Linked DNA regions of Homo sapiens: all the other regions are linked to region 2. The links are chromatin loops, found by intact Hi-C in ENCODE. Cell type or tissue: natural killer cell. All regions are shown on one strand.

The links. Hi-C counts contacts between places; a loop is a spot of excess contacts. Peaks named below come from ENCODE experiments on the same cell type or tissue, not always from the same donor. Only the 100,000 strongest peaks of a DNase experiment are listed, where the experiment ranks them.
Region 1: it touches region 2 in a loop (4-fold over the local background); 7 of 110 quality-filtered maps call a loop at or near these places.
Region 3: a loop joins it to region 2, with 5 times the contacts of the local background. A loop is called at or near these places in 6 of 110 quality-filtered maps.

The regions. Positions count from the first base shown.
Region 1 is chr2:159,273,722-159,276,221 of GRCh38, reverse strand. WDSUB1 (WD repeat, sterile alpha motif and U-box domain containing 1) reads left to right here. Exons shown (of 11, transcript NM_001128212.3): 4 at 584-676. Among named protein-coding and RNA genes, the nearest start is that of WDSUB1, 12 kb to the left of the region's middle. In natural killer cell, no CTCF peak of the experiment used is centred here; no DNase peak of the experiment used is centred here.
Region 2 is chr2:159,144,450-159,146,949 of GRCh38, reverse strand. The region is part of intron 5 of TANC1 (tetratricopeptide repeat, ankyrin repeat and coiled-coil containing 1); the gene reads right to left. Among named protein-coding and RNA genes, the nearest start is that of MIR6888, 41 kb to the left of the region's middle. RefSeq lists an enhancer at 1-179. In natural killer cell, no CTCF peak of the experiment used is centred here; DNase peaks (open chromatin) are centred at 1,549 and 1,959; H3K4me3 peaks cover 473 bases; H3K27ac peaks cover 1,374 bases.
Region 3 is chr2:159,200,483-159,202,982 of GRCh38, reverse strand. The region is part of intron 19 of TANC1 (tetratricopeptide repeat, ankyrin repeat and coiled-coil containing 1); the gene reads right to left. Among named protein-coding and RNA genes, the nearest start is that of MIR6888, 15 kb to the right of the region's middle. RefSeq lists an enhancer at 1,326-1,375. In natural killer cell, no CTCF peak of the experiment used is centred here; DNase peaks (open chromatin) are centred at 1,112 and 1,472; H3K27ac peaks cover 817 bases.

The DNA of each region.
Region 1 (2,500 bases), 130 kb before region 2:
GGTGTGGTGGCACATGCCTGTAATCTCAGCTACTTGGGAGGCTGAGGCAGGAGAATTGCTTGAACCTGGGAGGTGGAGGTTGCGGTGAGCTGCCAAGATCGCACCACTGCACTCCAGCCTGGGCATCAGAGCGAGACTCCATCTCAAAAAAAAAAAAAGGAAGAAATTGCTATGACCTTAAAAAAAGGTTAGGAATGATTAAACATTTAACACTCTCAAAGTAACTGACTTTTCTTCCTGATTTTTCCTATCAGTGCTAGCCTCATAGACTCTCAAATTGAGTTAGAGGAGGATGCTCTATTGAGTGGCTCAATATTGGTCCTTGCAGCCTTGAGTTCTATTCTTTGAGGAAGGAAAATGAAAGGTATTTTTTTGTAGCAACTTGAGGACTAATAATCCCACATAGTACCTTGTTTAAAAGAAATTCTTTAATCAGCATTTTGTTAAATGATATAAGTTAACTAATAACTTGTGAACATGGTTTAAATGAGTAGAATTAATAGATCTTAGTATAAGAAATGGGAATTTTGGGGGGGTTTCAGTGTTTTACAAATTCTCTGTATTTATTTTTAATAAATTTTAGATGGAGAACAAGGTCTTCAGTTTTTTCGACTGGCATCATGTGGTCAGGATTGCCAAGTCAAAATTTGGATTGTTTCTTTTACCCATATCTTAGGTATGTATGCCAAATAGTGCTTCTCTAAAATTATTTGTGGTCTGGATAAAATTTCTATTTAATCTTTTTACTTAAGGTACCTTGAGTATCTAAAAGTAAGTATTAAAATATGGTTTAAGAAACTTTTAGTCAAAATAATACACATGATTTAAAAATCAGATGCTCATTGATGATCATGACCTCACCCATTCTACTGCCATGCACATTTCTGCTCACCAGAGGTGACCACTTTGCACTTGATTTCAACTCCTTTGTGGTTTTCACAGTTTCTGTAAACACTGTTTATACCACTACATTTTTTTATTTATTCACTGTAGGTACTGCTTTTTGTTAGTGTGTGGGTCTTTTCCCATCCATTGTACTATTCCATCAGGTGACCCTTTCAGTCAGGAAGCTTATTTTGTACAGTTTTGGAATAAACTATTCCGTTATGTTATTTCTTTAATTCATCTCTCTTTTTACAACTTCCATTAATTGAATGTTGGGCCTCCTGAATTGATTCTCTTTTTTTATCCCCCACATTTCTCTCTCTTTTCTTGTACTTTAGGGGAAAATTTCTCTGCTTTTTGTCTTAACCTTTTTTTGAATGTTTTATCGCATTAATCATATTTTCAGATTCTAAAAGCTCACCATCTTCTTTGTTTTCTTTTCATAGTGTCCTTTATAAATGTAAGATCTCAAAACTCTCAGGATGTCATTTAGGAGTTTTTGCTTTAAGTTCCCTTCTGTTTTCTGATCTTTGTTTGCAGTTGAGTCCCCTTTTTGCTTAGTACTCTGTTTGCATTTAAGAATTAGACAATGTTTAGAAGCTCTGTGCACAGAAGTGGTTCGTTATTGCTGGCTTCCCTCTAGGATGAGGAGGTGGGTAGTTGGCCCTTCTGGGTGAAGGACTGGGGACTTAGGGAGTAGACACTCTGTCACCCTAGAGCTTCCCAGGCAGTTGTATTTTTTGAAAGGTTTCGCCAGGGATAAATGCTTGGCTTTTGTGCAGCATACTAAGGGTGAAGTTGGGGAGAGATTGGAGGTAGACACTGAATGGTCTGTATACAGTCAGTCAGTTCATTTTTCTCTTTTCAGGTCTATGTCTGTGTCATTCTAATTTTCCTTTTTCCTGGCTATTGATATTCTGGAACCTTGAGGTATTTTCTTCCTACCCTCTCCATCTCCTCTCTCAGGTCTTGCCCTGGCTAATTTTTAAATTTTTTATAGAGACAGTGTCTCAGTTTGTTTCTCAGGATGGTCTTGAACTCCGGGCCTCAAATGATCCTCCCACCTTGGCCTCTCAAAATGCTGGGATTACAGGCGTGGGCCACTGCGCTTGGCCAGTCTTGGGGTGTTTTCTAGGGCAGAATAACTTTCTTGGCTGTACCCCTGTCTCTTTGTATGCTGGGCTGTTATTCTTTTATACTTCTTCATTACTTAATGTGCTTTCTGCCTCCCCAAAGTTGATTCAGTTTCTGGTTTGCTGATGCCCCTCTTCCCACTCTCTTTACCAGTGTACATTTCTGTTTTTATTAATTCCTTCCTTGACATTTTCATGGGGAATCTGAAATTTTGTGGTCATCTTGATTGATTCAGGAGCCTCAGAATATTATTATTTGTTACCTAGTAAGCTTCAGTTAAATGACAAACTGTATTTTTGTTGTTCATAATTATCCTAGTTTATAGTGTATAGAGAAGAACCTTTTATCGGGAAATAAATATGTTCCTTTAGTAATTGTTCAAAAGTAAAGCCTTTCATGTTTACTGGAAAATATGTTGACACTGACTTTTTAACAAAAACATACATGACAGTTTATAAACGTGCAGTTAAAAACTTTTCAT
Region 2 (2,500 bases):
TCATTTTTTTTTTTTAATCCAAAAACAACTTACCATCCAACCCATTTCAGATAAGTTGGGGAGCAGTGGCGATTCCAGCTTTAATGGTTGAGTTGAAAAGGGACACCTAAGCCGGGTGCGGTGGCTCACGCCTGTAATCCCAGCACTTTGGGAGGCCGAGGCGGGTGGATCATCTGAGGTCAGAAGTTTGAGAGCAGCCTGGCCAACATGGTGAAACCCCATCTCTATTAAAAATACAAAAATTAGCTGGGCGTAGTGGCAGATGCCTGTAATCCCAGCTACTCGGGAGGCTGAGGCAGGGGAATCACTTGAATCCGGGAGGCAGAGGTTGCAGTGAGCCGAGATTGTGCCACTGCACTCCAGCCTTGGCAACAGAGCAACATTCTGTCTCCAAAAAAAAAAAAAAAAAAAAAGGAAAAGGGACACCCAAATTCATGATCAACTGTTCTCTTAACTGCACAACCTGGACTTTGCTGCTACCCAAGTTCTAAACCCTTACCCGGGGTTGGGATGAATGGACAGACGTTATTTTATTTACTTCATGTTTATATCCATTAAGGCACTGCAACTGTATTCTTCCAAAGGCTTCCCACCTGTCTTTTCATATTATTCTGTCTTCTAAAATGTCATCCCAGTGATCATCCCCTTAAAAGGTCCCCTTCAGTCTGAATTCCTTAATCCAATGAAGCTGTCTGAATCTCTCCCTTCCCTAATGCACAGAGCCCTCTCTCACTGAACTTCTCACTCTGGCAGAAGGACCGCCTGGGAGAAGTGTCACTGAGCCATCTTGGGAGTGATGAGTTGCTTAGGAACTCACATGGACACGCTGTGAAATGGAAATACATGTCTACTTGCATAGCTGTTCACTAAATACTGAGATCTGAACAGCCAGATGGTTTTAGGCTAGTTACTACAAAAGCACCTCCAAGTCAAATTCAAACAGACCACTCTAAATAGCAAGTCTATTTTCATTCATGTAGTTAATATTAAATCGCTGATCAATAATGGGTGTACATTACCCAATACCAGTGGGATGAGGGCTGGAGAGAAGACTTCACTTTTCATTTCACAGATTTAAATATCTGACGGCTGTATGATGGCTTTATTTGGAGATGAGAGAATGCCCTGGGAATCCATTAGGCAAGTGGAGAACAATACTCCCCCCAGCAGCACATTCATGGAACCCTCAGTATTACATAGCGTGAAAGGCTGACTGCATGGAGAAAGGTAAAGGGAAGTTCTTGAATCACTTCTGACTGCCTCTATTCAGCTTCTCACCCCCTTGTGGACCACATATGGGGGCACAAATGCTAAGGAGCAGTCCACAAACTGACCAGCTCCCGACTGCCATCATAACTTTAAACCATCAGTGCCCTCTACAACCATCTTCTCATCTTCCGCCACTGTCTGGGAATCCAGGGTGTTCTCAGTGCTAACCACCATCCAGATCCTTTTGGGTACTGAACCTCTCTCAACTGCACTTTCTTAGTGAGGGAAGTGGCCATACCCACCTCCTACAGGTTGTGAGGCTCAAAACCAATGTGTGTGAGAAACAGCTTATAAACCACAAGATGCTATAGAATTGGTCATTCTCTCTACCAACTTTAACACCAAGAGCCCGCACTTCCTTGCGATTATTTTCTGGTTTCACAAGTTCATATCTATTTTCAAGTGTGCTTGTATGTCTTACATAACTTTCTGTTCATAATTTTTCTGCCTCAAATAGGTTTTTGTAAACTCACTATTCCATGACAACAAACCCCCTTCCTTTTTCTGCTTACCAAACCATCCCAATTTGGCCTGCACCTTACTGCTTTCATTTTCCATTCCAATCATTCTCTCTTGTTTAAAGCCAGGGGAGGAGCGCAGGTCCCTAGTGATCACCAAGTATTATCACTCCATAGAGAAGTCTTTCCTCCATTCTCGTCCTCCTCAGACTCTAAAGAACACTGAGTATTGCTGACGACATTCGTCAGTTCACTATCATGTGACCTATCACCATGTGACCTCGAAGTTGACTTAATACCAAGTGTCCAAGATAGCACTTGTGAATCTAGTCTGCTAAATGAGACAGGCCCTTGGTTTGACATTAATCCTCTGCCTCTATCTATCCATGACCTGCTTCTCACTTATCCTCTTGCCTTCCATGACTCCTACTTACAAGTATTTTCCCTGTTTCTGTCTGCTCCTTCTCAGCCATTACCATTCCCTCCCTCCTTAGAGTTCCAAAAACAGTATTTAAAAAGGAACATTGGCCGGATGCGGTGGCTTACACCTGTAATCCCAGCACTTTCGGAGGCCGAGGCAGATGGATCACCTGAGTGATCAGATGTTCGAGTGGATCAGGAGTTCGAGAGCAGCCTGGCCAACATGGTGAAACCCTGTCTCTACTAAAAATACAAAAAAACTAACTGGGCATGGTAGCACGTGCCTGTAATCCCAGCTACTCCAGAGGTTGAGGCAGGAGAATCACCTGAACCCAGGAGGCGGAGGTCACAGT
Region 3 (2,500 bases), 56 kb before region 2:
CAAACACAGTCCTTCTGCCAATCCACAGCAGCATGAGGTCACCAGCTAAGCATCTCTGGTCATTTCGGCTTGGGCTGATTCACAGCAAACACTGACATGGAGATAGTAACTCAGTGTAGCCAGAACTTTCTGGGAGGCAGCATGGAGTTGTCACAGCTGTGGAATGCCTGAAACAGATGCCATAAGCATCTGGTGGGTTCTCACCATGTTTCAGGCTGCCGAGAAACTACGGAACAGACACTGACTGAGTCTGTGAATATCACCGAGCCAAGAGCCTTGGCATCCTGAGGGTGGTACTGTTAGATGCAGGCATTCATCATCTGCTCTGAGCTTTCTTCTGATGAATGGATCATACTACTTATTCTCCACTAGGGCCTTTTGTTTGAGGGTGGGGAGGATGCATGGGGAGAGGGAGAGCTTGAGAGCTACTGGAACGACAGAACTGAGTTCTGAATGGCTGGTCCCTAAACATTGGACAGACAAAAACCAAATGGTCCTGGATGCTGGTGAAAACAGAAACTTAAACAAGTTAAGCCCTCTGCTCTCCAAAACCAGTAGAGACAGTCTGCAAGTTTTCTAAAGGCTGTGGGTTGATTGCAATAAACCCCTAAACCCTAAACTAAATACTGTTCCCATTTTTTATGAACGTCTTAAAATTCTATTGTACATTTTCTTGTCTCCTTCAACCTAACACAGGAGCCACCTACTTCTGTGATGACATTCATTGACTCAGGGTCACCAGCAGTCAGATGTGCAGGGCTCTAAGGGTGGAGGGCTGCTGCTGTGCCCAGTGCCACCACACTGACGGCCTGAGTGAGGGGGACCTCCACGGGGCTGCTGTTCCCTGGCTGGTGGCCGTCATTCTTAACCAAGAACCCAATGCTTCCAATCAGCAACAGGCACGACAACCACACTTCTGCCATGTGGAATAGATTCACTGAATTGCAAGGCTCTCCTAGCAGAAAACTGGAGGAAGAATTTGTGCGTGAATTTAAGCTCCTGCGCCACTGGCTCTGGCAATGGCAGAGAAGAGATGGGCAGGTAGCTGTCCTCCTAACGGGGGTATCCCTGCAGGAAAACCACAGGCTGTTCAAAGGCAGGCAGGTGAGTCAAAACAGACGAGGAAGCTCTGCCTTGTCACCTCATCAGCTAGCATTTTAAAGCCAAGCTGTTCACAGCTAAATCTATGCTGGACAGACTTGTGTAAACATACTTAAGGTTTCAAAATAAATAATGAACTGTTATCCACACAAAGCTTCCAGTTTTTCTGCCACCTTCCCATATCCCAGATAAGTATTACTCTTGGGATCCTATCCTTGTGCTGTGGCTAGGGACAGATACAGTCCATCCTAGAGTGTTTTGGACACAAAACACCATTGACTACACCCAGGAATGAGGACCAAACGAGAACAGGATGCAAAACCACTACTTTCCCTTCTGTGGGTCCCTATAGCAACGAGCAACAATGCACACAGCAGTACAGCCACACAGGCTGGGGAATCCCGGGGCCCATGGCTTGAAGTTGAGCCTTGGTGAGAACCAGGACTGTGAGCTGACCCATTCACTCTCAAGGCCTTCAGTTCTCTGTACGATGCCTCATCTGCCTTCATTCCCACATTTAGGGTCGGTAACAGACCCCACGTGGCCAAATCCCAAAACACGGGATGTCACATTCCAGAGCATGCAGTATACATTTGTGTAAGGACCTATATTTGCAGATGTTCTCTCAGCTGAAACCCCCTGCAAGATTTCAGGGTATTCCTCTGACAAATGCAGGCCTGGAAAGTAGGAAGGCTTGGGGCAGTAGACGATAGTGGTTGTCTTTGAAGGGGCACAAGAGAAAGGTACCAGACAGAAAAATGCAGAGAAGGCAAGGTGGATTTTGTTGACATGCAGTCCACAGAAAGCCACTGTGGCTAAGCCTGAAAAACAGCACTTAGCTTGCCTCTTCTTGCTTTAAATTTTAACAAACGTCTCAAGTAAACTCTTGCCTGATGAAATTCACCCTGATGCCTGGTGAGGAAGAGTGTGAACTGCTTCCCAGGTTGCAAAGTGGTCTGAAGGTTACTCATGAGGCTTTGGAAGGGAGGGGCCAAGTTACTGTTTACCTTTTCATTAAGACCCAAGGGACAACTACAAGGAGATGAATTCTGCCAACAGCTGAGAGCTTGGAAGTGGGTCTTTCCCCAGTGGAGTCTCTGACGAGAACACAGCCCCAGCCAATACCCAATTAGGAGCCTGGTAAGATCCTGAAGTAGAGAATCCAGCCAAACTGTGCCAAGAATTCTGATCTAGATAAAGACTGGTGGGAAGTCTGTTGTTTCTCATGTGTGTCTTTAGCCATCAACTGATTGGCAGATTCTCAAGCAGGATGATAATGCAATTCAGGACTGGTCATTGAGAGAAGAGAGCTCAAACAAAGCCTTCAAAGTCAGCCCTTCTCTGGAATTTTCTTCCAAATAAAAAAGTCATCTTGAATATTAAAATGTTAGAAATTCTC